Regions from separate parts of the Homo sapiens genome. Here all the other regions are linked to region 1. The links are chromatin loops, found by intact Hi-C in ENCODE. Cell type or tissue: chondrocyte. All regions are shown on one strand. Links, peaks and the distances in the headings refer to the core of each region. The heading gives the core; the rest is flanking DNA. Region 1 holds the start of LOC124906289 (a long non-coding RNA gene). Region 2 overlaps PIK3CB (phosphatidylinositol-4,5-bisphosphate 3-kinase catalytic subunit beta). Region 3 holds the start of MRAS (muscle RAS oncogene homolog). Region 4 overlaps LOC124909438 (a long non-coding RNA gene). Region 5 overlaps ESYT3 (extended synaptotagmin 3). Region 6 overlaps PIK3CB (phosphatidylinositol-4,5-bisphosphate 3-kinase catalytic subunit beta).

Region 1 (5,376 bases), core at 239-5,238:
TCAGCCTCCCAAGTAGCTGGGACTACAGGCGCGTGCCACCACACCCAGCTAATTTTCTGTATTCTTAGTAGAGACGGGGTTTGACTGTGTTAGCCAGGATGGGATTGTCAGCTCTTTGAAAGAAGACATCTATATGTTGGAGCATAATATCAGCAGAATTGTTGAAGTGGGCATTTTCAGGTGTTTATTAGGAACAAATAGGATATACATTCTATTTTATGAAATGAAATGTTCTAATAAAAAAATTTCTTAAGTAACAAAAAATGAACAAATATGATTTTGTACTATGTAAGGTAGAAAATAAAGACAGCAGGGCTGGGCTCAGTAGCTCCCGCCTGTAATCCCAGCATTTTGGGAGGCTGAGGCAGGCAGATCTCTTGAAGTCAGGAATTCAAGACCAGCCTGGCTAACACGGGGAAACCCTGTTTCCACTAAAAATGAAAATTAGCCTGGTGTGGTGGCACACATCTGTAATCCCAGCTACTTGGGAGGCTGTACCCGGGAGGTGGAGGTTGCAGTGAGCTGAGATCTTGGCACTGCACTCCAGCCTGGGCTACAGAGGAGACTGTCGAAGAAGAAGAAAGAAGAAGAAGAAGAGGGAGAGGGAGAGGGAGAGGGAGAAGGAGAAGGAGAAGGAGGAGGAGAAAGAGAAGGAGAAGACAGCCTAACTTTCCTATTACTGGAATCTGGACTTCTTGGACTGGACACCCCTGACCAAAGTGGGAAAGTGGACCACCAACCTTGGTTTCTGCCACCCCAGATCTGGGATACTGGCCCATCACTGATGTGACCCTTTGTAAGAAAATCAGATCAACTGAGAAGGGGGCATCCGTGTTATGAGTGGCTACTAATAAAACAAGGTATACCTAATACAAGCAAATAAAACTGGCCGGGCGCGGTGGGTCACACCTGTAATCCCAGCACTTTGGGAGGCCAAGGCAGGGATTACTTGAGCCCAGGAGTTCAAGATCAGCCTGAGGAACATGGCGAAACCTCATCTCTACAAAACAACAACAACAACAAAATTAGCTGGGTGTGGTGGTACCCACCTGTGGTCCCAGCTACTTGGGAGGCTGAGGTGGGAGGATCACCTGAACTCAGGAGGTGAAGGCTGCAGTGAGCCGAGATTACACCACTGCACTCCAGCCTGGGCGACAGAGTGAGACCATGTCTGAAAAAAAATAAGACGAAACAACAGGCAAACCTACTACAATAAAATAAAACTGGCCAGGCACAGTGGCTCACGCCTGTAATCCCAGCACTTTGGGAGGCAGAGCGGGGTGGATAGCTTGAGCCCAGGAGTTCAAGACCAGCCTGGTAAACATGGTGAAACCCCATCTCTACAAAAAAAAAAAAGAAAGAAAGAGAGAAAAAAAAAATTAGCCAATGCACGCCTGTAGTCCCAGCTATTCAGGAAGCTGAGGTGGAAGGATCACCTGAGCCCAGGGACGTGGAGGCTGCAGTGAGCCGTGATTGTGCCACTGCACTCCAGTCTGGGTGACGGAGTGAGACCCTGTCTCAAAAAAAATAATAATAATAAAATAAAACTGTTTTTGAATGGGCAAGAACTTCACAAAAAAAAAAATTAATCAAGTTATGCAAAAGGAAAAAAGTGAGAAACATCTGAGGATGCCCAATGCCTCCCTTCTGACACCCCCTACCTCCCACCCCCAAAGCCTCACCAATTCCAGAGCTGCCTCCAAGGTGCTTCCAGCCCTGGAGATAAATGGGCCATTCCTGCCCACACCAGGAAGGGGAGTGGACTTGACTCCGGGCCAAGAGTCCTGCCAGGATTAAGGAAGGAGAACCAGCAAACCTGCATTTCCAGTGAGCACAGACCCATGTTCTCAGGAAGGGGAAAACTTCCAACAGGAACCACAGGAACTTTCTCCATTTTTAAAAATAGCGACTATGTATTCATTTTATTGTCACACACACACTTTATCAAGACTGAATAAAAGGAACAATATAGACAGAGGAGAAAAAAAGAGAACTATGGAGAGGAGGTAAAGCCATTTTGAGCCCTCAGGGCATCCATGAAGTCAGGAAACTTCAGTTCCAACAGCAACAGAAGCCATTCTCATGCTTGGACTGGTCGGTGCTCAGCTCTTTTATATATTGTTTTGCTTTTTGAGACAGGGTCTCACTTTATCGCTCAATCTGGAGCGCAGTGGTGCAATCACAGCTCACTGCAGCCTGGACCTGCCAGGCTCAAGAGATCCTCCCACCTCAGCCTCTCGGGTAGCTGAGAGTACAGGCGCGCACCACCAGGCCCACCTGGCTCCTTTTTTATTTATTTATTTATTTATTTATTTATTTATTTATTTATTTAATTTATTGTAGAGGCAGGGTCTCGAACTGTTAGGCTCAAGCGATTCTCCTGCCTCAGCATCCCAAAGTGCTAGGATTACAGGAGTGAACCACCATGCCCAGCCATTGCTCAGCTCTTCAAAGTCCAATCCTACCTTAGCGTAGGATTGTCATACCTTACGTATGTCAGTGACCCAGGCCCGCAACCACTACGGGAAATGGGCCCGGGATCCTGCAGGAGGGTTAGGGTCTGCAGATCCCGCTGGCCAAGCGGCCCCTAAGGCGCGTCTGGGCTCTGAGGGCTGCGGGCTGCGGGCTGTGGGCTGTGGGCTGTGGGCTGTGGGCTGCGGCCGCCAGGTGGCGCCCTGACTTCTGTTCGGAGGCCTTCCCCTCCCTGCGGATCCCTGGGACCCCCGCCAGGGCAGGGCACTCGCCCATACCGCGCCCGAGGGCTTGCGCGTAGTGTTCACAGACCGTGAAGAAGCTCCACCCCAAACACAGAGGCACTGCTTGCTTTGGCCCCAAAACCCTGGTGCAGGACCTAGGGGACGTAGGGCGGCAGGACGAACATTGGCCCGGCCCTCGCCTCCTCCTGTGACCCCGCAACCCCTCACCTCCCGCGGGGAGAAGAGGCGTAAGGTGAGTGTAGAGCTGGGCCCGGAGGAAAGCTAGGCCCTCCAAGAATGTGGGGTCTTCGCCCTTGAAAAAGCGGGTCTTCCAGATGACGCCGTGGCAGAAAGCGCCAGAGCCCCAGCCTTCCTGCCCCGCCCTGCGCTGCGCCCTCCCCCAGCCCTCCTCCTCTTCCCGCCCCGGGCGAAAGCAGAAGTGTCCGAAAGTTGGGAGGAAATGGCCCCGGAGCTCCCGGGGTTTCCAGCTCGCCTGCGGAGCGCGGGGCTCCAGTGCGGCGCGCTCGGGGCCGCCAGGGGGCGCTGTGGGGCGGGCCTGCCGCCGGGGGCGCGGCTGTTGCGCCCAAGGGAGAGCCGTCGCTGCCAGCCTTAGATTTCTTTAGGAAGGGACAAAGTGATCTGGAGCCCAGGGCTGGGAGAGGCTCTTCGGGCTCCCACCTTCAGGCAGGATTAATGTCGAGCCCTGAAGGCGGGGTCTCTGTCCCGCCCGCCGCTGCACTCCCAGCTCCTGGAACAGTGAATAACAGGGGCCATATTCACCAAATACTGACTGAGCGACAACAGCAGGAAATGTCCTAAGTCCCGGTGATGAATCAGTGAACAAACAAAGCCTCTGCCCTAGTGAGGTTCCTATTCTCCCCTGCGGGGATGGGGAAAACGATAAGCAAAACAGAAGTGTAAATGCATGTACGGTGAGGATAGATGCTGTGGAGAAAAACTAAGCGGGATAAGGAGGGTGAGGAATGCATGGTGCGGTGGAGACAGGAAGGTCAGGGAAGGCTCTGATCGGAGAGGGACGCTTCAGCAGATCCCTCCAGGAAGGGGCGAGTCAGCTAGGAACCGAAAAATAAGGAACACTTCAACGTGTTAAATGAATGAGTTTTAGAGGCAAGATGCCACACTGAGCAATGGCCCCTCTGGTGTGACCTGTCCTCCCTCTCTCCACACCTGTCTGCTCCCCTTCATCCATCCATTCATCCATCCAGCCGTCCCACAGGCACCTACCTGCTCCATGCTGGACCTTATGTGGGGTATATTTCATTTCCATATCCCCTACACCCAGGGATATGGAAATGAAAAAGACACACTCCTGCCAGGTGCGGTGGCTCACGCCTGTAATCACAACGCTTTAGGAGGCCAAGGCGGACGGATCACAAGGTCAGGAGTTGGAGACCAGCCTGACTAACATGGAGAAACCCCGTCTCTACTAAAAATACAAAAATTAGCCAGGCGTGGTGGCGCACGCCTGTTATCCCAGCTACTCGGGAGGCTGAAGCAGGAGAATCGCTTGAACCCAGGAGGCAGAGATCGCAGTGAGCCAAGATTGCGCCACTGCACTTCAGCCTGGGCAACAGAGTGAGACTCCGTCTCAAAAAAAAGAAAAGAAAAAGACACTCCTGGCTGGGCGCAGTGGCTCACGCCTATAATCCTAGCACTTTGGGAGGCCGAGGCGGGCGGATCACGAGGTCAGGAGATTGAGACCATCCTGGCTAACTCGGTGAAACCCCGTCTCTACTAAAAATACAAAAAATTAGCCAGGCGTGGTGGCAGGCACCTGTAGTCCCAGCTACTCGGGAGGCTGAGGCAAGAGAATGGCGTGAACCAGGGAGGCGGAGCTTGCAGTGAGCCGAGATCGTGCCACTGCACTCCAGCGTGGGCAACACATCAAGACTCCGTCTCAAAAAAAAAAAAGAAAAAAAAAAAAGAAAAAGACATACTCCTTGAAGAGAAAAAGGGCCTCACTCTTACTCTGGTGGTACCAGAGAATGGCATAGCCCTTTGGGAGAGTAATTGGACAGCATCTCACTTTTAAATATGGCCACCCTTTGCACCCAAAGCCCCAGGCTGGGACTTGCAGCCAGGAATTGCACAGTGGTCAGGCAGGCCCACTGACTGGAACTAGAACGTGGATTTTAACTCCAACCCCGTCTCTTATCAGCTCTAAAACCCTGAACATGCCATTTATCTGTCTGCCTCAGCTTTCACATCTGTAAAATTAAGCTAATAAAAATATCTAATTAATCGGAGTTTTGAGCTAATACATTGCAAAGGGCAGGGCAGACACATAGAAAGTGTTCAATACATGTTAGCTACTATTGTTAGCTCAGGCAAGGGTTTGGGCAGAAGTGCAATTTGTCTTTTTTTTTCTTTTTTTCTTTTTTTTTTTCTTGAGACAGGGTCTCACTCTGTCGTCCAGGCTGGAGTGCGGTGGTGCCATCTCAGCTCACTGCAACCTCCATCTCCGAGGTTCAAGAGATTCTCCCACCTCTGCCTCCCCAGTAGCTGGGACTACAGGCGCCTGCCATCACACCCAACCAATTTTTGTATTTTTTGTTAGAGGTGGAGTTTCACCCATGTTGGCCAGGCTGGTCTCAAACTCCTGACCTCAAGTAATCCTCCCGCCTCAGCCTCCCAAAATGCTGGGATTATAGGCATGAGC
Region 2 (5,376 bases), core at 236-5,235, 140 kb after region 1:
GGAAGCTGCAGCTTCTTAAACCTGGGAATTAGTAGAGCATTACCCCTGCTGTATTCTATTAGAGGTCAAGCCATCACTGAAGCCATATTCAAGGAGAGGGATCGTGCACCTGACCTCTCATCACATTTGGCAGGTCTCTCCAGATGGCAGGTCAGGTCCATGAGGGACACATTGGTGGTGGGGGCATAGAAGGCTATGCCAGTGACCTTCCTGCTCAGCTTGGAGATGACTTTGCCCACAGCCTTGGCAGGCAGCACCAGTAGGTGCAGGAGTGATGTAAAATAATTTTGTGGCCATGTTTTAAAATCATCCCAGGTTGTGACAGCAGTGCTGTTGATCGTGTAATCACAATTTTTTTAAGCTACTTTTCAATACTTTGTTAGATTATTTAGATTCTTTTTTTTTTTTTTTTTTTTTGAGGTAGAGTCTCACTCTGTCACCAACAATGGAGTGCAGTAGCATGATCTCAGCTCACTGCAATGTCCGCTTCCCAGGCTCAAGTGATCCTCCTACCTCAGCCTCCCAAGTAGCTGGGACCACAAGTGCATGCCATCATGCCTGGTGTGTTTTTGGTAAAGACAGGGTTTTACCATGTTGCCCATGCTGGGGTTTTGTTTGTTTGTTTGTTTGTTTGTTTGTTTTTTGAGACAGGGTCTCACTCTGTCGCCCAGGCTGGAATGCAGTACCACAATCACAGCTCACGGCAATGTCTGCCTCCCAGGCTCAGGCGATCGTCCCTCAGCTTCCTGAGTAGCTGGGACTACAGGTGTGTGCTACCACGCCCAGCTAATTTTTGTATTTTTTGTATTTTTTTGTAGAGGCAGGGTTTTGTCAAGTTGCCCAGGCTGGTTTCGAACTTCTGGCCTCAAGGGATCCTCTGCCTCGCCCTCTCACAGTACTCGAATTACAGGCATAAGCCACCACTCCCGGCCTTAGATTCTTAAAGCTTTCTTTCCTTGCTAATGTTTTATCCAAAACATTTTTAATCCCTTGAGAGTATTCCCATAGTTTCCAGAAGAAAAAGGTATGGGTTGGTTTTAGTAGCTACGTTCAGTCAGGAAACATTTTAAATTATTAACTGTTATACTAATGGTATGAAATGGATACTAATGTCATTTTTCTTTCTTTCTTTTTTTTTGTTGAGATGGAGTTTTGCTCTTATCGCCCAGGCTGGAGTGCAATGGTGCAATCTCCACTCAGTGCAACCTTTGCCTCCGGGGTTCAGGTGATCCTCCTGCCTCAGCCTCCTGAGTCGCTGGGATTACAGGCACACGCCACCACGCCCGGCTAATTTTTGTATTTTTAGTAGAGACTGGGTTTCACCATGTTGGCCAGGCTGGTCTTCAACTCCTGACCTCAGGTGATCCACCCACCTCAGCCTCCCAAAGTGCTGGGATTACAGGTGTGAGCCACCGCGGCTGGCCAATGTATGCTTTTTAATTTAAAAGAATGCTATATTTGAGGGTTTTGAAACGAAATATAATTTATTAGCTTATAGGGTGATGTTATAACTTAAATACAGGACAGTATCCAAAAGCTGTCCTGTTAATGCATAACAGATAAAGATTTCAGATCTTTTGGGATCTTAGACATAGTAACATGTGATTAATTATTATATTCCAAACCATGTAACTCCCAGTACTCATCCCATTATGCACAGGTCATAGGCTGGGGCAGTGAGGCAGTGAGGGGGTTTCATGACAGCAACATTGTGGTGCTGCCTCAACTTTTTAGATGACATAGCCTGATCCCCAGACACTGCAGTCCCACACCTTAAGAAGTTCAGGCGGGTACTCTGTATTTCCCTTTTCCAGTATTCCATCCTCATCCCTTCTGGTTGAGGCTCTGGGAGGTCGAGGTAAAAAACACTGCAATCATTCAGAGAACAGACATGCCTCCGCTAGTCTCTCACTAGACCTAACTGCTCTGGTACAGGCTGGATTGCAAATTGCTTCGTTTTGTTTTGTAATTACCTCATCTCCCAATCAAGTGTGTGATATGGTATCTTAAACAGAATAAGTACTTATTAAATATTCATTTCCTTGAAATTCAGTTGTTTTCCCACTTTGTCCCTCTGCAGTTTTCTTCTCTTCCTCTTTTTGATCAAGGCCTAGCACTGAGATGACATTATCAGCCTGCCTCTCTGGACTCTCTGTGTCCTCTAGAGAGAATAACCAGTGAAAGAAGACTTGGCATCAAGGACAGATACTTCTTCAGTTTTTCTTAGTCTTTTCCCTCTCAATTTACAGTCCATAGTGAGGGAGAAATGAAAGCTACACACAGAAGCATTTTGTCATTCATGGGTGGATAGCTTAGGAAGAAAATTGGTCTCCAAGGAAAAGGTTTAAAACAGACAAACAAATGATAAGTACTTGCCAGACCAAACTTAAACCATCATGCAAAGGAGTAATCCTGAAATTACTTGGGATAAATGCCAGCCTTTATTGGATGCTCTTTTAATTTTTACATATTATGACTTATTTTCAAAATGACAGCAGACAGAAATAACTAAAAGAATTCAAAGCCTGGAATAGTGCATTTTCTACAGCTGTAAGCTATTTAAAATTCTTCTCATGTTACTGTTTGCTATCCAGATGGCTTTCTGGCACTGGTTCAGTTCCTAGATGTGAGAGCTGTTGGTTAGTTACTCACCAGCACCACCACACACTTGTACAATTTGGCTCATGACTCACTCTCATTGCAATTACATGTGGGTACTCTGCTACACAAACAGTCATTCCTGATTGTCATGATGGTACTTGTAAACAAGAACCAGAATTGATTGGATACCATTTCTAGAAGGAAGATTTGTTGACATTCAAAAGCACCCACCTCAGTTAGTCTATTGGACCCATTGCCACTCATTGGAGTGAGAAACAGAAGCAGTCATCTAGACAATGAAACTTTTGTCTAAAATATATACTTGAATGATAGGTGCAAAAGTGTATCCAGTGAGCCACAATTATTTGGATATTTGCTTTGCTCCCATACTGTTACCTAAAGTGATTAAAAAACAAAACAACCCCCACCTCTTACAAAAGAAGTCAGATGGTGGTAGGAGGTTTGGGAGAGGGTTGCTATCTGAAAGAGACAAACAAGGAGTCTCCTGAGATGCTGGCAGTGTTCTTTGTCTTAACCTGGATAGTGGTTTGCTTTGCAATAGGTATTTGCTTTCCAAAAATTCATTGAACTGTACAATTACATGTTGGGTATTTTTGTTTATGCGTTATTAGCAAAAGTGTTTAAAAACAGAAAATGCTCTCCTGTAATGTAGGAGAATTCCCTTAGTTATATCTTCAAAGGCTAGAGAAGGTCTCTATGTTAATGTAGTAGATATTGGTCTTTGGTAGTCTTTGTCCTATTAATTTTATCTATTTAGGGAAATAATCATTTTTACCTTAAAACGTGGTTATTGTCAAACAGTGATTGGAATAGCTTAACACTTAATGATAGTTCCCATGTCCCAAATACTGTTCACTTGAATGGGTTTCAGCAAGGGGTGGAGAGGGTGAGGAGAGAAGACTGTGGGGATGAAATACATTTCTCCTGGAAATACATATATCCATTTGGAATAACTTATCTTGTTGATGTTAGGGGTAAACACGGTCGAACATTTAGATTAGAAAAGAGGAAGGTAGACTAAAAACTAGAAATCTGAAGAGTTTTATTAGCATTGCTTAATAAAAAATTATGTGTTTGGAAGAAGACCATTTAATTTTTAAATTTTTTTTCCATTTCAAGGACTGTATTAAGTAACTTAAAATGGCATATTTTAAAGAGGCTAGCTGTATATTTTGGAATAATAGAGTGATATGACTTTTATTAAATTTTTTTCATCAGCCCTTTTAGTTTGATGAAATAATACCAATAATGTCCTCCCTCTCCACTGAAATACCAGTGTTATGGATTATATGTCTAAATTTATCTTTATACTTTTTTTTTTCTTTGACAGTATCTCACTCACTCTATCGCCCAGGCTGGAGTGTAGTGGCGTGATCTCAACTCACTGCAACCTCTGCCTCCCAGGTTAAAGTGATTCTCCTGCCTCAGCCTCCCAAGTAGGTGGGCGCCTGACAACACGCCTAACTAATTTTTGTATTTTTAGTAGAGAAGGTTTCACCATGTTGGCCAGGCTGGTCTTGAACTCCTGACCTCAAGTGATTCGCCCACCTCAGCCTCCCAAAGTGCTGGGATTACAGGCGTGAGCCACCGTGCCTGGGCTGTGGTTTAGAAATACTAATGAACACATACATATTAAGAATAAATAGCTGGGCCTGTAATCCCAGCACTTTGGGAGGCCAAGGCAGGTGGATCTCTTGACGTTAGGAGTTCGAGACCAGCCTTACCAACATGGCAAAAACTCATCTCTACTAAAAATACAAAAAAAGTAGCCAGGCACGGTGGCAGGCAACTGTAGTCCCAGCTACTTGGGAGGTTGAGGCAGGAGAATCACTTGAACCTGGGAGGCTGAGGTTGCAGTGAGCCAAGATCACACCACCGCATTCTAGCCTGGGCAACAGAGCAAGACTCCATCTCAAAAAAAAAAAAAAAAAAAAGAGAATAAATAGCCGGGTGCTTTGGCTAATGCTTGTAATCCCAAAACTTTGAGAGACCGAGGTAGGAGGATTGCTTGAGCTCAGGAGTTCAAGCTCAGCCTGGGGAATATGTAGCGAAACCTTGTCTCTAGTAAAAAAAAAAAAAAAAAATCAAAAGAATGATGTGGGTGTGGTGGTGTGTGCTTACAGTCCTAGCTACTCAGGAGGCTGAGGTGGGAGAATTGCTGGAGCCTGGGAGGTCAAGGCTGCAGGGAACCATGATCGTGCCACTGCATTCCAGCCTGGGCAACAGAGTAAGACCCTGTCTCAAAAAAATAAATAAATAAAATAAAATAATTTTTAAAAATACAGAATAAATTGCTAAGTTCTAACCTAAGTCCTTCCTTTGGACCCACTCAAAGTGTCTGGAACAATAGAACTTTAAAAGAGTGTATAAACTGTATGCCATCATTAAAGGCACGTTGAATAAAAGAAACATTTATTTTATAGTTACTTTTGAACTGTATGAGTGTCTTTCCTTCCACCCTTAATTGCCGCGCATTAGGTTATACTTGCAGTTTTTTCTTTTAACTTTAAACACAGTTCTAATTCTAATGTGTATATTAGTTTATATTTGGATTTTTTTCATGTTATTTCTAAACATTGCCACATATTCTTGATAAACATGATTTTAAATGAGTGCACCAAGTGGATGCCATCAGGTGGGTCTGTTATTTTTTTAAATTTTTCATTTTTATATATTTTGCTTTATACATGAAACTTTTTCTGTATTCAGGTTTGTAAATAGGTACATTCCAGAACTGGAATTACCAAGTTATTC
Region 3 (5,376 bases), core at 116-5,115, 570 kb after region 1:
TCCAGCAAGAAAATTCCTCTTAAAGCTTGAATTCTCTGCTGAGTCCCTAGACAATGGGTACCTGCCAGGTGTCCCAGGTCTCAGGGAACTCCTCCAGCTCCTTTTTTACCTGTCTCCAGATAAAGGTGACTGTACCTTCTATGCCTGCCCAGGGCCTGGCAGGTACAGAGCCTCTGGAACTCAATGCACATCCTCTGGACACTTAAGAACATTCCAGCATTGCACAAGAATGCATTCCCATTCAGTTCACATGAGTATGCTTGTACAAACTACACAATGCTCATGAGCAGGTATGTTTTTCAATTGCTTTCAGGGAGACACACTCTGTTTGGGGGCATTTCATTGGCAGAACAGATTACAATGGTTAAATCTGATGTGAAATATATTATGGAAGCCACATTTCCCTGAGAACTCACTAGATCCAGGAGGCTGGTCAACATGTGATTCTGACTGAGGTTAGGACCAGTCATCCCAGGAGCCTAATTTATCAGAGGCCAATAGTCATTCCTGGTTCCAGGTGATCACTAGAGCTTAGGAACCAAACCAACCCCAAGGGTAACTGACTTGTCACTTTTTTTTTTTTTTTTTTTTTTGAGACAGGGTCTTGCTCTGTCACCCAAGCTGGAGTGCAGTGGCGTGATCATGGCTCACTCCAACCTCTGCCTTCTGGGCTTAAGCAATCCTCCCACCTCAGCCTCCCAAGTAGCTAAGACTACAGGTGCATGCCACCAGGCCCAGCTAATTTTTGTAGAGACGGAGTTTCACCATGTTGCCCTGGCTGGACTTGTCACTTTATAAGTAGCTCAGACGAACTGAGTATGAAATACCAGTGGCTAGAGCTAATAATAACATAAAAGTTAAACCTGTCATAAAGTGTCTTATGTAGGTGAAAACAGAGGTGGAAATTAGCAACTGTCTTATGGAGGAGCGAAGCTGACAACGCTGGAGACAATCGCTTGCTTCACCAAAGGGCCTTGACTACCGCCTACCCCAGTCCCGCCCCCAGCTTTAGGAAATGCCGAGGTCACATCTAGGGGGTCAGTTTCCACCAGAGCACGAGGCTTGCCCAACACCTCCCTCCCCAGAGGCTGGCAGACCTCAAAAACCCCAGAGCATGAAAGCCCCATGCCTCCCACCCCGGCAGAAAAAGGACAAACTACACCATAAACTACAGAGAGAAGCTAACTGGCTGCTGGGCAGTGTGAACAGACCTAAGGGTGAAAACCATTGCCCGAAACATTTTCAGCCCCACTCAGCAGGGACATGTGATTTACAGGAAATTAGGAGGTTTACAAAATGTTAGCAGCTCAAGTTTCTTCCCCGGGAAAAGAAGCAGGAGAAGCTCTAAGAACCGTATCCGAGAAAGTGCTTTGTTCACTGCTAAGCTTCTGACACGAGTCAGTTATTAATACCCACAGCTCACTGCCTCACACTTCAACCCACCAGTGAATGTCTATAGTGAATAATTATAAAACAATATATTACAAAACTCTAACACAGGCTGCACCAGAGCCTTCCGAAGCCCAGGACAGCCACGTGGCCAAAAGCATGGACTTCAGATATGATCTTGGGCAAGCTGTTGGCTCTTTTTCACCCCAGTTCCTCCATCCTTTACAATAAACAAAATCCTTCTGGAGGTGTCTTGTCAAGAGGTGTCTTGTCAAATGATGAGCAAATCCACTTCAAGTGCCTGGTCTTTGGAAGCCCTGTTGGTTGCTGTTATTACAGTGGAGTTTCAGAGCTCTTAAAGTCATATCTCCATCTTACTTCTGCTGCCAGACAAACCTCTGGAGGCCACGATTCCGAGCCTTGTCAGCCACCCTCTCTGGTCAGGTCCAGGACAGAGTGAGTCCTAGAGGAGCAAGGCCAGGGAGGTTCCACACCATCAGGGGCCATTGGGGAGTAGGGGCAATGGCAGAGCTCTATGATCAAGGCCCCAGTGGCCTTGATGGACTCTGTCCACCTCTCCAGACTCCACTTTGCCCCAGGCCAGAACAGACCTCAGCTCTAGCCAGAGTCTAACTGGGTGTCCAGTGTATACGCTGCGGCCAGCCAGACATTAACTCCTCTAGGCGGCCTTCTCTCACCTCCCACTCTGCAGTAGGGACCCCTAGGGGCTCCCACAACCCCTGGGCTTACCGAATCTCAGCACTTACCACACTGGCTTGTCACTTTGTGCTCTTGTCTTCCCCGCAGGGCAGGACTGGCACCGTGTCTGATGCCTCAGCCAGATCAGTTCAATGCATGAGCCCAGGCCCTAGTTGTGACCACAGCTCCAGCTCCCCAAACCTCCGGGGGCAGTGAAGGGTTGTTTATGAAGCAGGCTGCGTTTTATTATTCAGATGAATTTGTCAACTCCCTGGCGGATCCCTCCCCTCGTTAACGCCATCTTAAGGCGGGGGGGTAAAGAGTCCCCCACCCACCCACCCATCCCCCGCCGCCCCGTCCTGCCGCCCATCTATCCACCGGGTTCTCGCCCAGGCAGCCAAGGAACTGTAATTACCATGAAAGGGTCTCTCTGAGCGGCGCGCAGGCCCTCCCCACTGGGGTCTTGGTCGTGGCCGATTTCACGAACGCACACCGTTACGCGGGAGCCCGCGATGGGGGCAAAACGCCACGCACAGCCGGTCCCAGGGCGCACCCCGCAAGCGGAGAGCGCGGCCGAGCCCGGAGGGCGGCCACACCTCCCGCCCCGGAACAAAGCGACGGCCGGGGCGAGAGGCGGCGCGGCCGGGCCCCCTCCCCTCCAAGGCCGCCCGACCACTCACCGCGCGCTCCAGCCCCGGCTCGGCTACGGCACTCAGGCCGCCCCCTCCTAGCCTGCGCCGGTGAGGAGGCAGCGTCGCGCCCGCCGGGCCCCGCGGCCGCCGGACTGACGGCTCCCCGCCAGCCGGCCACTCCGGTCCGTCCCCGCCCCGGCGCCTCCTTAAAGCGACCGCGCCGCCAGCGTGCGCCCCGAGCGCCTAGCGCGCCGCGCATTCCTTATATTGCCACAGCGCCTGCTAAAAATAGAGCGCCGCTGCGGGCGCGCCAGTGGGGAGCCCGGGCCGGGTGCCTCGACCCTGTCGCCCCCGCGTGCACCCCGGCCCCCAGGACGCGCGCCTACGAAGTCCAGCCCACCCGCGCCGAGTCCCCTGGGCCCGGCAGGGCGCGCTAGAGCGCCAGGGGCTGGGGTCGGCGCCGCAGCCTCTCCCGCGGCCCAGCACTTACCCGGGTCAGATCCGTGGTGCCGGGGAGCTGGCTTTAAGGTGGACGCCGAGTGGGAATTCGACTCGGCCTCTTTAAGAGCCTCTGCGCTCCAACCTTTAAATCTCCGCTCCGGCCGGGCCAACTTCTGAGCCTAGGGACGCCTCCCCAGTCCTAGGCGAACCTCCGCCGCCACCTTAGCTGCATTCCCTTCGAATCCTGAGACGTCTTTCTTCCAGATCATGCCCCAGCGTCTCTCCCCGCAGGCCTTCTGGGTGCACCGTTCCAGGGCCCAAACTTCGTTGGGATGGATGCGACGGGGACAGGCGACACTCGCGCACCATTTCATTGTTTCAGTTCCGCTAACTCCTCTCCAGCGGCGTCATTTTCCCCCCGTTAAAAAAATAAAGATATAATTCAACACCATAAAATTCCACCTTTTGAAGTGTACAATTCAAGCCGGGCGCGGTGGCTCACGCCTGTAATCCTAACACTTTGGGAGGCCGAGGCGGGTGAATCGCCTGAGGTCAGGAGTTCAAGACCAGCCTAGGCAACATGGTGAAACCCCGTCTCTACTAAAAATACAAAAGTCAACCCGGCATGGCGGCACGTGCCTGTGATCTCATCTACTCGGGAGGCTGAGGCAGGAGAATCACGTGAACCCGGGAGGCAGAGGTTGTAGTGAGCCGAGATTGCGCTACTGCACTCTAGCCTGGGCAACAGAGTGAGACGCTGTCTCAAAAAAAAAAAAGTGTACGATTCAGTGGTGTTTAGCATATTCACAAAGTTTTGCAACCATCACCATGAGCTAATTCCAGAACATTTTCACCACTTCCCACTCCCCTCCCCTGCCCCTCACAAAAAGAACTACCCGTTAGCAGTCACTCCTCATTCACCCCTTTCCTCCGCCTCTGGGAACCACTAATCTACTTTCAATCTCTATGGATTTCCCTATTCAGGACATTTTCTATAAACGGAATCATACAACATGTGGCCTTTTGTGACTATGACTAGCTTCTTTCAGTAACCAATGTTTAATGATCTATTCATGTTGTAACATGTAGCAGTACTTCATTCCTTTTCATGACTGAGTAATATTTCACTGTATGTCTATACGTTTTGTTTATCCCTGCATCACTTGATGGATATTTAGTTTTCTGCTTTGGGGCTACTGTGAATAAAGCTGCTATGAATATTCATGTACAAGTCTTTGTATGAACATATGCTTTTCTTTCTCTTGGGTATATACCTAAGAGTGGAATTCCTGGATCATATGTTAACTCCATGTTTAACTTTTGGGGGAACTGCCAAACTGTTTTCCAAAGCAGCTGCACCATTTTACATTCCCACCAACAACATATGAGGGTTCCAATATCTCCACATCTTTGCAAACACTTGTAATTGTGTGTCTTTTTTTATTCTAGTCATCCTATTGGGGGCGAAATGGCATTTCATTGTGGTTTTGATTGTCAGCATCATTTCTGAGGACATTCTTTTTCTGGGTGGACCTCAATGACTTAGAACCAGCTTTACATGTCCAGGGAACCCACTCCCTTCTCAGGTTTGCCCCAGGCCTAAGGGAGCCTCACAGTGCTGCTGGCTCTGCCTGCCATGCTGAGGCTCTTAATCCCATGCAGGCTTCCTTTGGCATCCCAGCCACCCATGCAGCCATTTGGTGGGAGCTGCTGTGCACCCCCTGTGCCTCCACTCCCACCTGCTGCTCCAAAGACCCTGTAGACCCCAAGTGTCCCCCAGGAAGGGGACAGCAGGTTGGGTGCCATCAAGAGTATCTCTCCTTGGCAGTAGGGAGTAAAAGACCTGGTTGGGGAGAAGGCTTGAGGGACAGTAGTTTACCTCGACTGTCTAGGTTTGCCCTGGAACCTGACTCCCTCAACCCCCTCTATTTACCACAGAACTTGGGAAGGCGGGCAGGGATCTGTACATCCTGGTGGCCTGTCAGCCCCTCGTGGGCTCCCCATGTAAGAGATGTCCTCTCTTGGGCCCTGACTGGCACAAGACCCTGACCATGCCCTCAGCTTGAGCTGAGCCAACATCTATGCAAGAGTCAAAGAGATGTCTTTATACTGCTTTTATACACATATCTGTAATAATACCTCTTCTCAGAAATGGAACTTAAACAGCTAATAGTCATACCCAGGTACCTGGGATTCTCCTTTTTTTTTTTTTTTT
Region 4 (5,376 bases), core at 139-5,138, 580 kb after region 1:
ATTTTCTGAAATCCAGTAGCATCATCCAGTAGCATCACGTCAAATGTCTTGACAAACAAGACAGTTAGAAAACACTTTTAAAATCCCTGATGGCTAGAATTTTAAAGTGTTATTTTTACATTAAAACAAATACGGATGTGGTATGTTGTATTCCATAAAATGCACACAAATCTTTGAGTTAAATATTAGTGATGTTTAGAGATCTCTAAATGCTTAAGGCCTTTTAGCATTAAGCCCTCAAATCTCCAGGGCAGCCATTCAGGAAACTTTGGGTGAAACACTGGAGGAGTGTGGTCCTCGATAATGAGGTCTTTGTAGCTTGACTGAAATCTAGCTCTGCCTCAAAAGTTTCAAGTGTATGGGCAAGGAGTTCTAATGGGAGGTTGGAAGAGCATGCTCTCTAGGAGGCTCAACAATCAAGGGCAAAGTTCATTACCTCTAGGGAGGTGTCAAGAACTGTAAATCATCTGAGATTTTACCCTCCTTGCAAGCTTACAAGTTATTCTTCCATAATCATGGATGCTGAAAGAACATATAAGTCGCTCCTGGGTCAGAGATGAAGGATAGTTTATTATTCAAAGCAATAGCAATAACCAAAGTATTAGCATTTTTGCATAGGTTTCCTGAACTGATTCCCATAGGACAATGCAGAGAGGGCCAGGTGACACCTGCACATGCAGCAGGTTGTGTTATAGGAGAAGAATCCTAGCTTCAAGAAACCAAAGCTTTTACACTGAAGAGTTAAGTATGCTTTCTACAGAAGGAGACATTATCTCTAACTTCCAAGGCTGTAAACAAACCTTTCCTTTGCTTTAGAAGGAGATACTACCTCTATCTTTCAAGGTTGTTCACTATATAAACATTCCTGGAAAGGCTGTTGGGAATAAAGCAGTCAGTGCCTCTGCTTGAAAAATATGCAGATGCATGAGAGACCCATGGAGAAACATCGGTCAACAGGAGGGACCTATGGTCAGCTTCCTCTACAACATGTAGAAGTCTCCTTGTCATCTCCTCTGACTTCTCAGTAAGCATGAATGGTGGGCAGCATAGGGCTCATTCGTTCAGGTCATGATGGAAACCTGAGGTTCATTAAAAAAGATTCACTAGGAAGTAGCTGGGACAACCTGCCCTACAGGGACTCACAATACAGATGAGCAGTTTGATTGTAACCCCCAATGACTACTACGACACGAAGAAAATGCAACACAGTCCAAGGCAGGTTGTTAGGCTCAGACTAGCTGCTTCCATTTTATGGCTCACTATCTTGTGTTTTCAAAGTTACCCTCACAATCAACAAAGAAACTACCAGCACTAATAAGTGAGTTTAGCAAGATCTCAGAATACAAAGTCAATATACAAAAAATCAGTTGTATTTCTATGTACTGGCAGCACAAAATTGGCAATAAATTTTGAAAGTCAATTTCATTAATAATAGCATAATGAATACAAATGACTTGCAAGATTGGTTTAACAACTATAAAACATTGCTGAAGTTAAAGAATAAATGGAACACACATCCTATTTATGGACTGGAGGACTCCGCATTATTAAGATGTCAATTCTTCCCAAGTCAATCTTTAGGTTTAATGCAATTTAATCAAATTTTCAAGAGGATTTTTAAAGACAGACATATTAACAGATTGACTCTAGGATTTGTATGAAAGTAAAAGAACTTAAAATAGACAAATAATTTTGAAAAAGAAAAACAAGGTTGGATGACTTAGATTACCTGATTTTAAGACTTACTATACAACTAGTAATCAAGTACTGGTATAAGGATGGTCAACTAGATCAGCGGAATAGACTAGAGAATCCTGAAGGAAACTCACACTTACATGGCCAGTTGGTTTTTGACAAAGACACCAAATCAATCCAGTGAAGTAAAGGAAAGTCTTCTCAGCAAATGGTGCTTATGCAACCAGAAATCCATATGGGGAAATAAAAAACCTCATATCCCACTCAAATATTAATTTGAAACAAATGGTGATATACTGAGACCATGGAATACGAAGTAATAAAAAGGAATTAAAATATTGATCCACACAACAACTTGGATGAACCTCCTGGGGAGTTATGGCTTGCAATCCTTGGCTGGGAAGCTGCTGCCCAACGTATCTATACTGTGGAAAGGGGGCATGATACCTTCACAACAACAACAATAATACTGTTTTTTGGGTTTTTTGTTGTTGTTGTTGTTTTTTGAGATGGAGTCTTGCTCAGTTGCCCAGGCTGGAGTGCAGTGGTGCAATCTCGGCTCACTGCAAGCTCTGCCTCCCGGGTTCACGCCATTCTCCTGCCTCAGCCTCCCGAGTAGCTGGGACTACAGGCGCCCGCCACCACGCCCAGCTAATTTTTTTTTGTATTTTTAGTAGAGACGGGGTTTCACCACGTTAGCCAGGAGGGTCTCGATCTCCTGACCTCGTGATCCACCCGCCTTGGCATCCCAAAGTGCTGGGACTGATTACAGGCGTAAGCCACTGCACCCGGCCAACAGTAATACTGGTTTTAATGTCAAGAAACTTTGAAACGCATTACCTCTCTCCACAACATTCCTGAAAGGTAGGTCTTATTTCCCTGTTTAAAGATGAGGAAACAAGCCGGGCATGGTGGTGGACACCTGCAGTCCCAGCTGCCTGGGAGGCTGAAGTGGGAGGATTGCTTGAGCCTAGGTGTTCCAGGCACCTCGCAACATAACAAGACCCCATTTCTTTAAAAAAAAAAAAATTTAAAGATGAGGAAACTAAGACTGACTGAATAAGCTGAAGTAGCTTCACCCAAGCTTAGACAGGTAGTAGGTGTATCTGTGATCCAGCCCACATCTGTCTGACCCTAAAGTTCCCAGTTCTACCACTCCCAGCTGCCTTCCTCAGAGCAAGGCACAGGAGGGACCTGCTGTTACTTGTGGAAAAAAGAAGACATTACACCTGGAAGGAGAGAGGAGTTAGGTTAGACGAAGATGTGTATATACATTCTTATCTTCTACGATGAAAAACGGGAAGGCATCCGAGGAAGCACAGCCTGCTTTGGTCTATGATTTCCTCTTAAAGTGAGGAGGGTCATTCTTGTTTTACAGAGTCACATCAGTTCTGAAGCATTTTGATAAAGAAAATGCTCCTAGTGTCCAATTTGGGTCTCAGAAGGGTTTATTTTGAGTAAACCACCACCTTGTGGCAATAAACATGAGTTGCAGGAGGAAGAGTTTGGTTTTTAATCTTTTGAACTCTAAAACACCTCAGTAGCCCTTAAATTTAGTTAGCAGGTTTTGCATTAAAATAAAACAAACAAAAAAGTACATCACTGAGGGAAGGGCTGATTAAAAATAGATACATTTGAAAAAATCTGACTTTTGGATAATAAATAAAAACACTGACCCAGCGGGGAGCAGTGGCTCATGCCTGTAATCCCAGCACTTTGGGAGGCTGAGGCAGGCGGATCATAAGGTCAAGAGATCTAGACCATCCTGGCCAACCAACGGGGTAAAACCCCATCTCTACTAAAAATACAAAAATTAGCTGGGCATAGTGCCACATGCCTGTAGTCCCAGCTACTCGGGAGGCTGAGGCAGGAGAATTGCTTGAACGCGGGAGGCGGAGGTTGCAGTGAGCTGAGATCACGCCACTGCACTCCAGCCCAGGTGACAGAGCAAGACTCTGTCTCAAAAAAAAACCAAAAAAACAAAAACAACAACAACAAAAAAAACCATTCACCTGTGTCACAAAACATGTAAAAGATGGAAGTTTTATTAAAAAGCAGGAGTGGCCCAAGGTGATTCATCTGGGAAAAAACTGATGAGGTTCCATGTTGTCCAAACTGTAATTTTTTTTTTCTTTGAGATGGAGTCTTGTTCTGTCACCCAGGCTGGAGTGCAGTGGCACGATCTTGGCTCACTGCAACCTCCGTCTTCTGGGTTCAAGTGATTCTCCTGCCTCAGCCTCCCAAGTAGCTGGGATTATAGGCATGCACCACCAGGCCCAGTTATTTGATACTTTTTTTTAGTAGAGACAGGGTTTCACCATGTTGGCCAGGCTCCTGCCCTCAAGTGATCCACCTGCCTCGGCCTCCCAGAGTGCTGGGATTACAGGCGTGAGCTACTGCACCCTACCCAAACTGTACACTTTTGAAAGTGAGAGGGGTTGCTATTAATAATTGCATGGGACAACAGGTGAAAAGTGGGGGTGTCCCAGGCAAACTGGGACATGTGGTTTACCTAAATTTGTTTCTGAGGTTTAGCCTGGCAAAGATGTGAGTACATTTTGTAATAGAGACCACATGGTAAGAAATTTAACCCTTTCAGAAAGAATAAATGTCACTATCTTTCCATGTGCTGGCAAGAGGAATTTAGCATCTGATTTGAATTTTATTTTGGAAACTAAATTCTAAGGGAGATTCCACACCATTCAAGAGCTTCAGCAACCACCACCTTGTGGCAATGAACATGATTTGCATCTAGTCAACTCAGTTTGCAATGTGGTGTCTTAAGGACTGCCTGTGGCTCTGCGTAATATTATCATGGAACTGAATATTGCCATGGGACTGAATGCAAGAAAAGAGTAGGTGGATTCGGAGCTGAAGTGGGAGAAGGCAGGATGACAGGTAGGAAGATGTTCGGTCTCCAGTATACCCATCGCCCTGTACTTCACAGAGGGTTGCTGGGTACCTCATGGCCAAACAGGGTATCAGCACTCCCTGGATGGAAATCATTTGGTGTATGCTTCACTTAGGAAGAATTGATATCTTAACAATATTAATTCTTCCTATCCATGAACACGGAATATTTCTTCATTTATTTAAATCTGTGAGATCTCTTTCATCAGCTGTGATTGATTCCTAGTTTAATTCTATTGCAGTCAGAGAACATACTTTGTTCTATCCTTTTAAATTTGTTAAGCTATGTTTTATGGCCTAGATTGTGGTCTATCTCAGTGAATGTCCCATGTGAGCTTGAGAAAGAATCTATATTCCGCTGTTGTTGAACTAAATATTGCATAAATGTCAATTAGATCAATTTGATATTTTTCAGTTCAACTATATCCTTGCTCATTTGCTTCTGCTGGATGTATTAATTACTTTTTAAAAATGGTATGAAAGCATTCTATTATAATACTGAGTTTACCTATTTTTCCTTGCAGTTTTATCTTCTTTTGCCTCACATATTTCGGTGCTCTGTTTTTAAGTACATACATATTAAGTATTGTTATGTCTTCCCAAATAACTGATCCCTTTAACTTTATGTAATGTCCCTGTTTATACCTGATAAATTTCCTTGTTCTGAAGTCTGCTTTTCTTGAAATTAACATACCTACTTCAGCTATTTTTTTAATTAGTGTCAGCCTGGTATAGCTTTCTCTATCCTTTTGCTTTTAATGTATTTTCTTG
Region 5 (5,376 bases), core at 147-5,146, 440 kb after region 1:
GCAGTGGCAGGATCTCGGCTCACTGCAACCTCCGCCTCCCGGGTTCAAGTGATTCTCCTGCCTCAGCCTCCTGAGTAGCTGGGACTACAGGCGCGTGCCACCATGCCCTGCTAATTTTTTGTATTTTTAGCAGAGGTGGAGTTTCACTGTGTTAGCCAGGATGGTCTCCATCTCCTGACCTCGTGATCCGCCTGCCTTGACCTCCCAAAGTGCTGGGATTACAGGTGTGAGCCACCGTGTCCGGCCCTCCCATAGTGTTTTTTTTGTTTGTTTTTTGTTTTTTGTTTTTTAAAGAGATGGGATCTCGGCCGGGCGTGGTGGCTCATGCCTGTAATCCCAGCACTTTGCGAGGCCGAGGCGGGCAGATCACGAGGTCAGGAGATCGAGACCATCTTGGCTAACACAGTGAAACCCTGTCTCTGCTAAAAATACAAAAAATTAGCCTGGCATGGTGGCATGTGCCTGTAGTCCCAGCTACTGAGGAGGCTGAGGCAGGAGAATCACTTGAACCCAGGAAGCAGAGGTTGCAGTGAGCTGAGATCATGCCACTGCACTCCAGCCTGGGTGACAGAGCGAGACTCCATCTCAAAAAAAAAAAGATGGGATCTCACTGTGTTGCCCAGGCTGGCCTTTGAACACCTGGGCTCAAGTGGTCCCTCCCACCTCGGCCTTCCAAGTAGTTGGGACTAAAAGTGTGTGCCACCGCACCAGCCTATAGTTTATTTTTATGAACAGAAGTACCTAATTTTCACGGAGAGATGTGTGGTCTTTTAGTTAGTGCTCTTTGCGTGTTATGAAATCTTGCCTTAGTCACAAGTTGTGAAATTATTCTCCTATATTATCTTACAGCTGTATAGTTTTGCTTTACACAGTCTAATATACCTGGAGTTGATTGATTTTTTAATGTGATATGAGTAAAGGACCATTTCGTATTTTCTCACATGAATATCCAATTGTCCCAGCACCTTTTATTGAAAAGTCTATCTTTTCCCTTTGTTCACAGTGCTACCTCTGTCATAAATTGAGTATATGTGAATGGGTCTGTTTCTGGGCTCTTTTCTGTTCTTTTGGCCCAGTTGGCTCCCTGCACTAGTACCATTCTGTCTTAGTTATTACAGCTTGAAAATGAACTTTGGCGTTGAGTAGGCGGCTTTCTACCTTTTGTAGTTCCATGTACATTGAATCTGCTTATCAAGTTACACACACAACCTGTTGATTTATTGGGCTTTCATTAAACATATAATTAATTTGGAGAGAAATGGCATTTGTTGGGTTTTCCAACCTCAAACGTGGCATAGCTCTCCATTTTAGGTTTAACATTTATTTAAAAAGTTTTAGTTTTCTTATAGGGGTTGTTGAATGTATTCATATAGATTGATATTTTTATGCACTTATTTTCTCTTAGGGAACAGAACTACAGTTTTTTTAACATTGTATCAAGCAAGCTTGCTGAAGACTTTCTGGTTAATTCTAGCAATTTAGATTATCTTGGATTTCATGCTCATGATCATATCATCTGCACATAGAAGTTTTGGTTAGATGTACCTATTTTTGCCCTATTATTACTCAGGCTGCAATACATTGTTGAACAGAAGTGGCAATAGGGAGCATCTGTTTCTTAATATATTGTTTGCTGCCATTAATATAAACAGAAATCTAAATGATTCTTGGATGGATCTTTTAATCTTTTTACTTTCAACATTTCTGTTTCATGTGAACCTCTTATAAACAGCATATAACTGCTTTTTACTTTTGACATTCTAGATTTTAATAGTGTTGTTTATTGTAATTACAAATATATTTAGACGTATCTTGACCATCTTTTGTATTGTCTACTATGTCTTTGCTTTCCCCTCCTACGTTTTGCAGGGTTGATTTTTCTTTATAACCTTTTCTTCTTCACTGCTAATTTGGAAGTTGTATATATCAACTTTATTGGCTTTCTGCTATTACTCTATTTTCATAGTTATCTTGCAATTTTGAATACATACTTAGGAGACAGAAACCACATTGCACAGGTAACCAAACATGAAAAACTTAACCACCTTTTACTAGTTAGCAATTCTTGTATTTACTACTAAACGGGGTAGAAGTGGACTCTAGGGGATACAGAATATCAACTTCAGGATGCAGATCCTTACCCCCAGGGGTAAGGGAGAGTGAACAAGAAAGGAAGTTAGAAACTAAGTGCCTCCCTACCAGGCTGAGATTTAGATTTCCGCTGGCAGCCATAGGACCATGCAACCCACTTGTGGCTAAGAAACTTGCCAAAAGGTGTTGCCTGCTGATAAAACATGAAGGCCATGAGCCAAGGGTAAACTGTGGGGGTACTTAGGTGATTGATTGAGAACAGCTCTGTATGCCAATTAGCTAGCAGCCATGGAAAACATCAGAAGAAAAGCCCCTTCTTCCTGCTATAGAGTGTCCTTCCATCGCCCCCTATTGGCAAAGCCAAACATCAGCCTGCCGGGAAAGCAGCAAAGGAGACAGACGTCAATTTGAAGCTGAGAGGTAATGAATTAGTGACTGACACAGTTATATTTTTAAGATGAGTATCTTTAGCTTCCTAAATAAGATATGGTCTTGAATACTTACTTTCTTAATCAGCCTAGCTGCCCCTTCTTAGTTGTTAGTACTAACATTTTAGTTCTACTATGTTTCTGAACCCTTGCAAAAATCTTTGGTTATTTGTTTATATCTTGTGAACAATCATCATCAAAACTTGCTTAGGTTTGCCAATGTATTTTATGGATTTCTTTGCTTTCCACTGCTTCTCACATGCTATTTCTGCCTTACTGGTACATTTTCCTTCTGGCTGAAATATTATCTATGGCTATTTTTCAGTTTGATATTCCTGTGTACTTTGTATTTTTTTTAAAGTCTGTTTTTGTTTTGTTTCATAATTTATTTTTGCCCGTGAGTTTCCCTTTAGTGACAGCCATCTGCTGCAGTTGTCGCATATGTGCCCTGGATGGGAGTGGCAACCCTGTGGGGCCAATTTTATGGTTGCCTCCATCAAGGCTTCACAGGCTTCCAGGTTCTAAACCAATATTCACATTCCGTCTTAGGTTTGGGGGTTTCTGTACCAAGATGATGTTAACTTCAGACCCTATGCTCCTGCATATTAGCTGATTGTTTCCACCCACTGCTGAAAACCAATTCTTGTCCTCAGTGGCAGCCAAGGTATTAACAACTTTTCAGGCTCCCTGCCCCTCACACAGCGCCTATATAACCTTGCCTCCTGTCTGCTGTGTACTAAAATTCTGGTTCCCTTCAACATTTTAACTCCTCTTCAGACCATCACCAGGTATTTACCTGTGTTGCCTGACACAGGTAAAAACGGTTCAATTGACCACGTTTAAAATAAATGTTTGTGGTTTAAGTTTGGAAGAAGAGGGGTAGGTTTTCACTTATCTGCCATTTTGATTAGCTGTTTTAGGGTTGCTAATGTTTCGATGTACATATGATACATTCCCTTATTTCTCTGGTGCTTCTCCATTTTCAAGGCACTTGTCTATTTAGGGGGCAATTAGAATGCCATCATAAGGTAGACAGGGTAGGCATCAATGCTCCATTTTATTATGAGAATTTGCCATTTAAAATAGAAACCTCAGCAGAAACGAATTTCACCATGCATCTTCTATGTACTTAACACGGTCTTGGATGGTGAGGGTGAAAAACAATTCAAGTAGCTTGAATTGTTCCCTACTGTTCAACTGGAGAATAAACAAAATTAAATACCAAATACAATATAAGTAGCTGCTTAGCATGTAACCTTAGCAGATGCCTAATCAACATTTCTTAAAACTTAGTGTTATAAAGGCTGGGAACTATTAAAATGGAAAATACTCAGTATCAACAGTAAATGCTACAGGCGGTAGGAAGAGTCCATTTCACTATGGATTGACTGACTTACTTAATAGAGGAAATAGGTTTGAGACATGACTTGAGTCAGCAGAGCATAGTATTTGGACTACTCTGGAATAGAACATCTGCATGTGAATCAGATGGCAGGAAACTGGAATAAGAGTAACATGACAAAACTTTGTTCTCGAATGTTGCCCTGCTTCAGAAAAGTGGCAGTGAAGGCAGAGGCAGAGACAGAAAACTGACGGCAGGTAGTGTTGGTGTTGGTAAGAGAGAAGAGGAGGTCCAGGAATGTTGGAGGGGATGAGAAGTATATTTGGTCTTGTAAAGTCTGAAATGTAAAAGAGGCGCTTGTTTAAGCATATAATTTAATACTTTGCTTTTAACATGTTATTTAGGTGAACCAACCATCTCTTTAGAAAAGTTGAATAGCCTAAACTTATCTGAAAGCTTCCTTTTCTCTGATGGTGACACTCTTCAGCAGTCTCCAGTGCTTTGCTATGAGAGTCAGACATAGACCTGGGCTTGGAACTTGGTTTGCATTTTCCTATGGAAATAATGCTACACGCTGGAGTTTGGCCCTTAGACTACACAAGAGTATTTAACTCAAGGTATTTAAGTATATCAGTATAACATTTTTGCCAGTAGGGAAATACATTTTTAGCTCCAGGTCAAATAAAAGAACAAATATCCAGGCATACAAGTACCACAGGTGGCAGCCAGAAGGGCTTTGGCAGTGTTAGCTCTTGGCAGTTTTGAGTTGGGTCACTTTCTATTTCCATAAAAAAGTGACTTCCCTTTGGCCAGTCACTGCCCAGGAATGCTGGTAGTGGCTCCAGAAACAGACCTCCCCCAGCCCCTATGCCAGAGGCAGGACACTTTCTGGTACATACATTCAGGTAAGTCCTAAATCAGATGGTATATAATTACCTACTAAAAAGTGGCACTTGTTTAAGTATATAAACACTGAGGTTTGGATAATTTAGTAGGCACAAATATAACATTTCTTTCTGGACTTGAACAAAAAAATCCAACCAAAAAAAGTAGTTCTTGCTTTTAAATAACCTCTTCCTTATGCTATTCAGTCATGGAGTTAAATTCCACACAAGAATTGTATGTATATAATTTCAAGTGGTTGTTCTGATTTAAATGACAAAATATACATATATTGGATGTAAGTGATCCAAAGGAAAAAATATATACATATATATACATTTTAATATAAAGGTGAGTGATAAGAATTCTCATCATCAGCTTCTGGGCTGTCCATTTGGAGTCAGCTCATACCTGTAAGACAGTTACGTTTGGACTTAACGTTAGTAATGACAGTGTGTTGTGGTAACAGGACAAACTGCCTAGTCCTGCCTGCCTGGGCCTCTGTAAGACCAGCAGAACCTGTCTCTCTGTAAGTTGGCCAGCCAGGGTTCAGGGTTAAGGCTAGAGTTTACAGGTGTCTTTTAGGGTATCAGTGAGATCTGCAGGCAGTAAAGCCTTAAATAAAGGTGTTCA
Region 6 (5,000 bases), core at 1-5,000, 220 kb after region 1:
ACCCCGGGTTCAAGCGATTCCCCTGCCTCAGCCTCCCAAGTAGCTGGGACTACAGGCATGCGCCACCATGCCCAGCTAATTTTTTGTATTTTAGTAGAGATGGGGTTTCACCATGTTGGCCAGGATGGTCTCGATCTCTTGACCCCGTGATCTGCCCGTCTCGGCCTCCCAAAGTGCTGGGATTACAGGCGTCAGCCACCACGCCCGGCCACATCATGTCCTTTTACCCCTTAATTCTTCAGTATTTCCTTTAAAAAATGGCATTTTTATACATAACCTGAGTAGATTCATGAAGGTCAGGAAAATAATACTGATTCAGTTCTATATAATCTACAGATTTTATTCAAATTTAGCCAGTTTTCTCAGTCATGTGCTTTATAAGTCTTGGATCCAATCTCTGGTTACTTGCTGCATTTCATTGTCAGGTATATTTAGCTTCCTTCAGTCCGAAACAGTTCTTCAGTGTTTTTTTGTTTGTTTGTTTTTTGTTTTTTTTTTTTTAATCTTTAATGACTGACATTTCTGAAGACTATAGGCCAATTATTTTATAGAATATCCCTCAGTTTGGATTTGCCTGATGTTTTGTCATGTTTAGGATCCCAGTTATGCATTTTTAGTGTGAATATCAAAGAAGTAAAGGTGTAGTTTTCTTACTGCATTTTATCAGGAGGCAATATCGGCTTTTACCACTACTCTGGAAGTTAACTGTTATCCCTTGGTTAGTACGGTGTCTGCTAGGTTTTTCTAGTATAAAGTTAATAAATAAAGGTTTTGTGGGGGCGTATTTTGACACTAAGTAAACATTCTATTTCAGATCAAGCTGTCACCCACTTCTTTTTGCATTCACTAATACATCTTCCTTGAATCAGTGTTACTGCAGTGGGTTGCCAATTTTAAATCTTGCTTTTCGTTTTGGATTTATTAGTTGGCTTATAACATAGGTTAGAGGCTTTTCTTCTACTCTATCTCTATCTATCTATCTATCTATCTATCTATCTATCTATCTATCTATCTATCTATCTTTTTAGAGTCAGGGTCTTGCTCTGTTGCCCGGGCTGGAGTGCAATGGTACAGTCATAGCTCACTGCAGCCTTGAACTCCTCTTCTCCCCCATTCATCTCTTTTTTCTTTCTTCTTTTTTTTAACTTATAGGAGATGGATTTGTGATTTCCATTTATTCGATGATTTGTAATTAGTTACTGTCATTTATCTTAATGTTTAATTTATCCCAGATCTGGCTCATGGGAGCCCATTTAAGCTGTCTCTTGTCTCTTTTTGCTTTGTCCCTATCATTCTTTGAGCATTTCTTTCTTTCCGATACAACAGCGTATTCCACACTCATCTAGTACTTTCCCTACCCCAGCCTTGGAATCAGGCATTTCTCCGGAGAGTTTCATTTTTTATATTCAGTTTATTCCTTTTATTTGTGAAAAGTATGTAGGGATGGATGGATGGATGGATGGACGGACGGATAAACAAACGGATGGAATGGATTGACAGTGTCTCGCTTTGTTGCCCAGACTGGAGTGCAGTGACACGATCATGGCTCACTGCAGCCTCAACCTCCTGAGCTCAAGTGATCCTCCCACCTCAGCCTCCTGAGTAGCTAGAACTGCAAGCACATGCCACTATACCTAGCTATTTAAAAATTTTTTTTTAATTTCTATTTTTTTTAGTAGAATTAGGGGTCTCACTTTGTTGCCCAGGCTGTTCTTGAACTCCGGGGCTCAAGCAGTCTTCCTGCCTTAGCCTCACAAAGTGCTGGGATTACAGGCGTGAGCCACCATACCTGGCCTGTGTAAGATCTAGGCCCTGGATATGCTCATTGCCCCTGGGTATAAAGTAAGTAAGTGCTCCTTGGAGAATGCAGGGGTGCAGTTGCTTCCAGGCCCTTTTGTGAAACAGAGCTAGACAGTATATATTTGTTTACCTCCATATGTTTGGGAAAATAAACATACACAGAGATATATTTATTTATCCATCTATTAAAGACCATGAGTTCTCATCAATACCTCTAATATGGATCCATTCCCACTGTATATTTTCTAGTCTTTGTCTTTTCATATTTGTAATTCCCTTTTCTAATGATGAGAAATCTGGATTTCTGTTAACTTTGGTGTATTTACTTATTTGCTCAATCCCCTGTTTGTAATCAGTCTTCTAGTCTTATAACTGTCTTCTTAGTCTCCACCTCATTATCCTTTTTTTTTTGTATTTTGTATTTTTTGTAAAGACGGGTTTTCACCACGTTGCCCAGGCTAGTCTCAAACTCCTGACCTCAGGCAGTCCACCCACCCACATTGGCCTCCCAAAGTGTTGGGATTACAGGCGTGAGCCACCTTGCCTGGCCTGACTTGGATTTTTATCCAAAAAGCAATACTGCCACCCAGTGTTTGCACAGTTTACATTTTTAGATTTTTAGAAACTGTTTTAAGAATCTCTTCATCCTTAGCTTAGAAATTATTAAAGGATCTACCTTTTTTTTTTTTTTATGGAATTATATTTTTGTATCTCACATACTTAGGTTCATTTATTATATATAAATATATATAAATTTACTGAAAGTTCGCTGTGGTGTTTGCACAATTAAATTCTATAATGAGCATTTTACTTTTTTAGAGTCGAGGTGGAAAAAAGTTTCTTCCTGTATTGAAAGAAATCTTGGACAGGGATCCCTTGTCTCAACTGTGTGAAAATGAAATGGATCTTATTTGGACTTTGCGACAAGACTGCCGAGAGATTTTCCCACAATCACTGCCAAAATTACTGCTGTCAATCAAGTGGAATAAACTTGAGGATGTTGCTCAGGTAACAAAAGATCGTTTCTATAACTTTTTTTGGGTGTATGGTACTTGGTTGGATTCACATAAAGTATCCTTTTCTCATAGGTATATTTTCATAGATAGGATAATTTAAGCAGGAGAAATTTTGAGGTTTTAAACTCTTATACTCCAAGTAATGGACCAGAACATTTCCAGAATTTAAAAATCTCAGATTTTGGGTAGGATTGCCATACCTTTCACCAAATACAATTGAAACATTGATCTTGGGACAATTATCTATCAAAAGTACCACTTTCTAAGACGTGGGTACCTTCTACCAGCTTCATCAGTGAACTCCAGAGTTTTAAATCTTTTAGACTCTTTGCAATGACTGTTCTAGAATGAATGTCCATTGTTTGAAAATTACATCTATTACAGAGAATAATATTTTAGATAATATATCATTCAGGTCAATTTTAACATTCATTTCAGTTGTCCAGTATTGCTGAATGTATGCGTTTTGACAGAATAGAAAAAAGACCATTTTGCTTCAGAAACCCACCAAATTTTAGTTCCCTGATTTAATTTTCAAGACCCTGCCAAAAAGCACTGGCATTTATTCAATTCAAACAACCCACCAGTGCTCAATAGAAAGACCTTTGAAATGGGTTTTTTAATCAGAACAAATAAATTTGGTCTACTAAAATAACCAAATTTTTTCATGTTACTTATTTCAGTTCAATGAATCTCTCTAGTATGTAGTCTTAGTAAATCTATAGTGACTAAAAATTTAGTGAAGAAATACAGATTTATCTTAATTATATGCATTTTAAAAATCTTTGGATTTATTGTTTCACTTCTCAATTTAAGAGTAGAAAGGATTTCTTTTGTGTTTACTTTTAGTGTCTAAAGATCTTTGGAGCCAGGCATGGTAGCACACACCTCTAATCCCAGCACTTTGGGAGGCCAAGGCAGGTGGATCGCTTGAGCTCAGGAGTTCCAGACCAGCCTGGGCAACATGGTGAAACCCCATCTCTACAAAAAATACAAACATTAGCTGGACATGCTGGCATGTGCCTGTAGTCCTAGCTACTTGAGTGGCTGAAATGGGAGAATTGTTGGAATCTGGGAGGTTGAGGCTGCAGTGAACCAAATGCCATTGCACTCTACCCTGGGCAATAGAGTGAGACCTTGTCTCAAAAAAATAAAATGGCTGGGGTCTGTGGCTCATGTCTGTAATCCCAGCACTTTGGGAGGCTGAGGTGGGCAGATCAGGAGGTTGAGACCAGCTCAGCAATTTAAGACCAGCCTGGGCAACATGGCAAAACCTTGTCTCTACAACAAATACAAAAATTAACCAGACATGGTGGTGCACGCCTGTTCCAGCTACTCGGGAGGTTGGGACAGGAGGATCATTCGAGCCCGGGAGGCTGAGGTTGCAGTGAGCCAAGATTGTGCCATTGTATTCTAGCCTGGGTGACAGAGGGAGACCCTGTCTCAAATAAATAAATAAATAAATAAATAAATAAATCTTTGGAGACATGTTATATAATTATATTATTGTGTGTACCTCGATTAAACTTGTTTCCACCTTAGACCAAATTAGACTGAAAAGGAACTATTTTATTTTAATTGCTGTAGAATAGTTATTGTCTTCTAGCCACTGATGTATTATCTAAATTCAGGATTCGTTTTCCATGAACCTTCAGTAATGGAAAACAAGATCTAAGCATTTTTTTAGTTGACACATTTGCCTGTTTCTTTTGGATAGTGTCTAGTGCTGAGTACATATCTAAGAAATGCATCATATTATTTCATTAGAATCACAATGGAAAGAATTTCTTGCTGTACTCTTAAAAGCTGTCTTATAGAGAGGTTTGGTGAGTTTTGGCAATTTATTTAATTTTACACTTACATGATTTAATTTTTAATAATTATAAATAATCTTACCAAAGTCATTACTTTCCAATGGTAGAGTTGTTTTTAACCACAACATTGTTGAACCTCTAGTATTACATAATCTTATCTCTCCTTTTCAGTGTTATTTATGGGCAGTGTATTCCAAGTATTAACTGGAGATATGAGGAGTTTTTTTTATTACTGCTATTTCAAAACCCAGGAAATGGTCTCTTCCCAACTCTTCTGCTCATAAAGAAGACTGCTGGTCCATTAGGGCCTTTGGCAAAGCAGGGAGGGGGGATCTATTAGTGAGAAAAATTGGGGATGAGGTTGGTGCTT

Evidence for each region. Hi-C counts contacts between places; a loop is a spot of excess contacts. Peaks named below come from ENCODE experiments on the same cell type or tissue, not always from the same donor. Only the 100,000 strongest peaks of a DNase experiment are listed, where the experiment ranks them.
Region 2: a loop joins it to region 1, with 4 times the contacts of the local background. A loop is called at or near these places in 24 of 110 quality-filtered maps.
Region 3: it touches region 1 in a loop (3-fold over the local background); 21 of 110 quality-filtered maps call a loop at or near these places.
Region 4: it touches region 1 in a loop (6-fold over the local background); 23 of 110 quality-filtered maps call a loop at or near these places.
Region 5: it touches region 1 in a loop (13-fold over the local background); 31 of 110 quality-filtered maps call a loop at or near these places.
Region 6: it touches region 1 in a loop (8-fold over the local background); 103 of 110 quality-filtered maps call a loop at or near these places.

Annotation. Positions count from the first base shown.
Region 1 is chr3:138,913,429-138,918,804 of GRCh38, reverse strand. It overlaps LOC124906289 (a long non-coding RNA gene), which reads left to right and starts at 2,823. Exons shown (of 2, transcript XR_007096114.1): 1 at 2,823-2,949. RefSeq lists silencers at 2,588-2,737, 3,148-3,367. In chondrocyte, for the core only: CTCF peaks have their summits at 2,515, 2,715 (motif pointing right) and 3,212 (motif pointing right); DNase peaks (open chromatin) are centred at 2,684 and 3,121.
Region 2 is chr3:138,771,964-138,777,339 of GRCh38, reverse strand. All of the region lies in intron 2 of PIK3CB (phosphatidylinositol-4,5-bisphosphate 3-kinase catalytic subunit beta), which reads left to right. Among named protein-coding and RNA genes, the nearest start is that of PIK3CB, 60 kb to the left of the region's middle. In chondrocyte, for the core only: a CTCF peak has its summit at 2,646; no DNase peak of the experiment used is centred there.
Region 3 is chr3:138,346,160-138,351,535 of GRCh38, reverse strand. MRAS (muscle RAS oncogene homolog) reads right to left here and starts at 2,957. Exons shown (of 6, transcript NM_001085049.3): 1 at 2,769-2,957. RefSeq lists an enhancer at 2,490-3,445. In chondrocyte, for the core only: CTCF peaks have their summits at 2,934 and 3,138; no DNase peak of the experiment used is centred there.
Region 4 is chr3:138,330,436-138,335,811 of GRCh38, reverse strand. All of the region lies in intron 1 of LOC124909438 (a long non-coding RNA gene), which reads right to left. Among named protein-coding and RNA genes, the nearest start is that of NME9, 3.3 kb to the right of the region's middle. In chondrocyte, for the core only: CTCF peaks have their summits at 2,954, 3,164 (motif pointing left), 4,185 and 4,384 (motif pointing left); no DNase peak of the experiment used is centred there.
Region 5 is chr3:138,476,596-138,481,971 of GRCh38, reverse strand. It overlaps ESYT3 (extended synaptotagmin 3), which reads right to left. Exons shown (of 23, transcript NM_031913.5): 23 at 2,047-5,154. The coding sequence ends at 5,118. Among named protein-coding and RNA genes, the nearest start is that of ESYT3, 45 kb to the right of the region's middle. In chondrocyte, for the core only: CTCF peaks have their summits at 2,224 and 2,440 (motif pointing left); no DNase peak of the experiment used is centred there.
Region 6 is chr3:138,696,715-138,701,714 of GRCh38, reverse strand. PIK3CB (phosphatidylinositol-4,5-bisphosphate 3-kinase catalytic subunit beta) reads left to right here. Exons shown (of 24, transcript NM_006219.3): 13 at 2,620-2,808. Among named protein-coding and RNA genes, the nearest start is that of FAIM, 90 kb to the right of the region's middle. In chondrocyte, for the core only: a CTCF peak has its summit at 2,381 (motif pointing left); no DNase peak of the experiment used is centred there.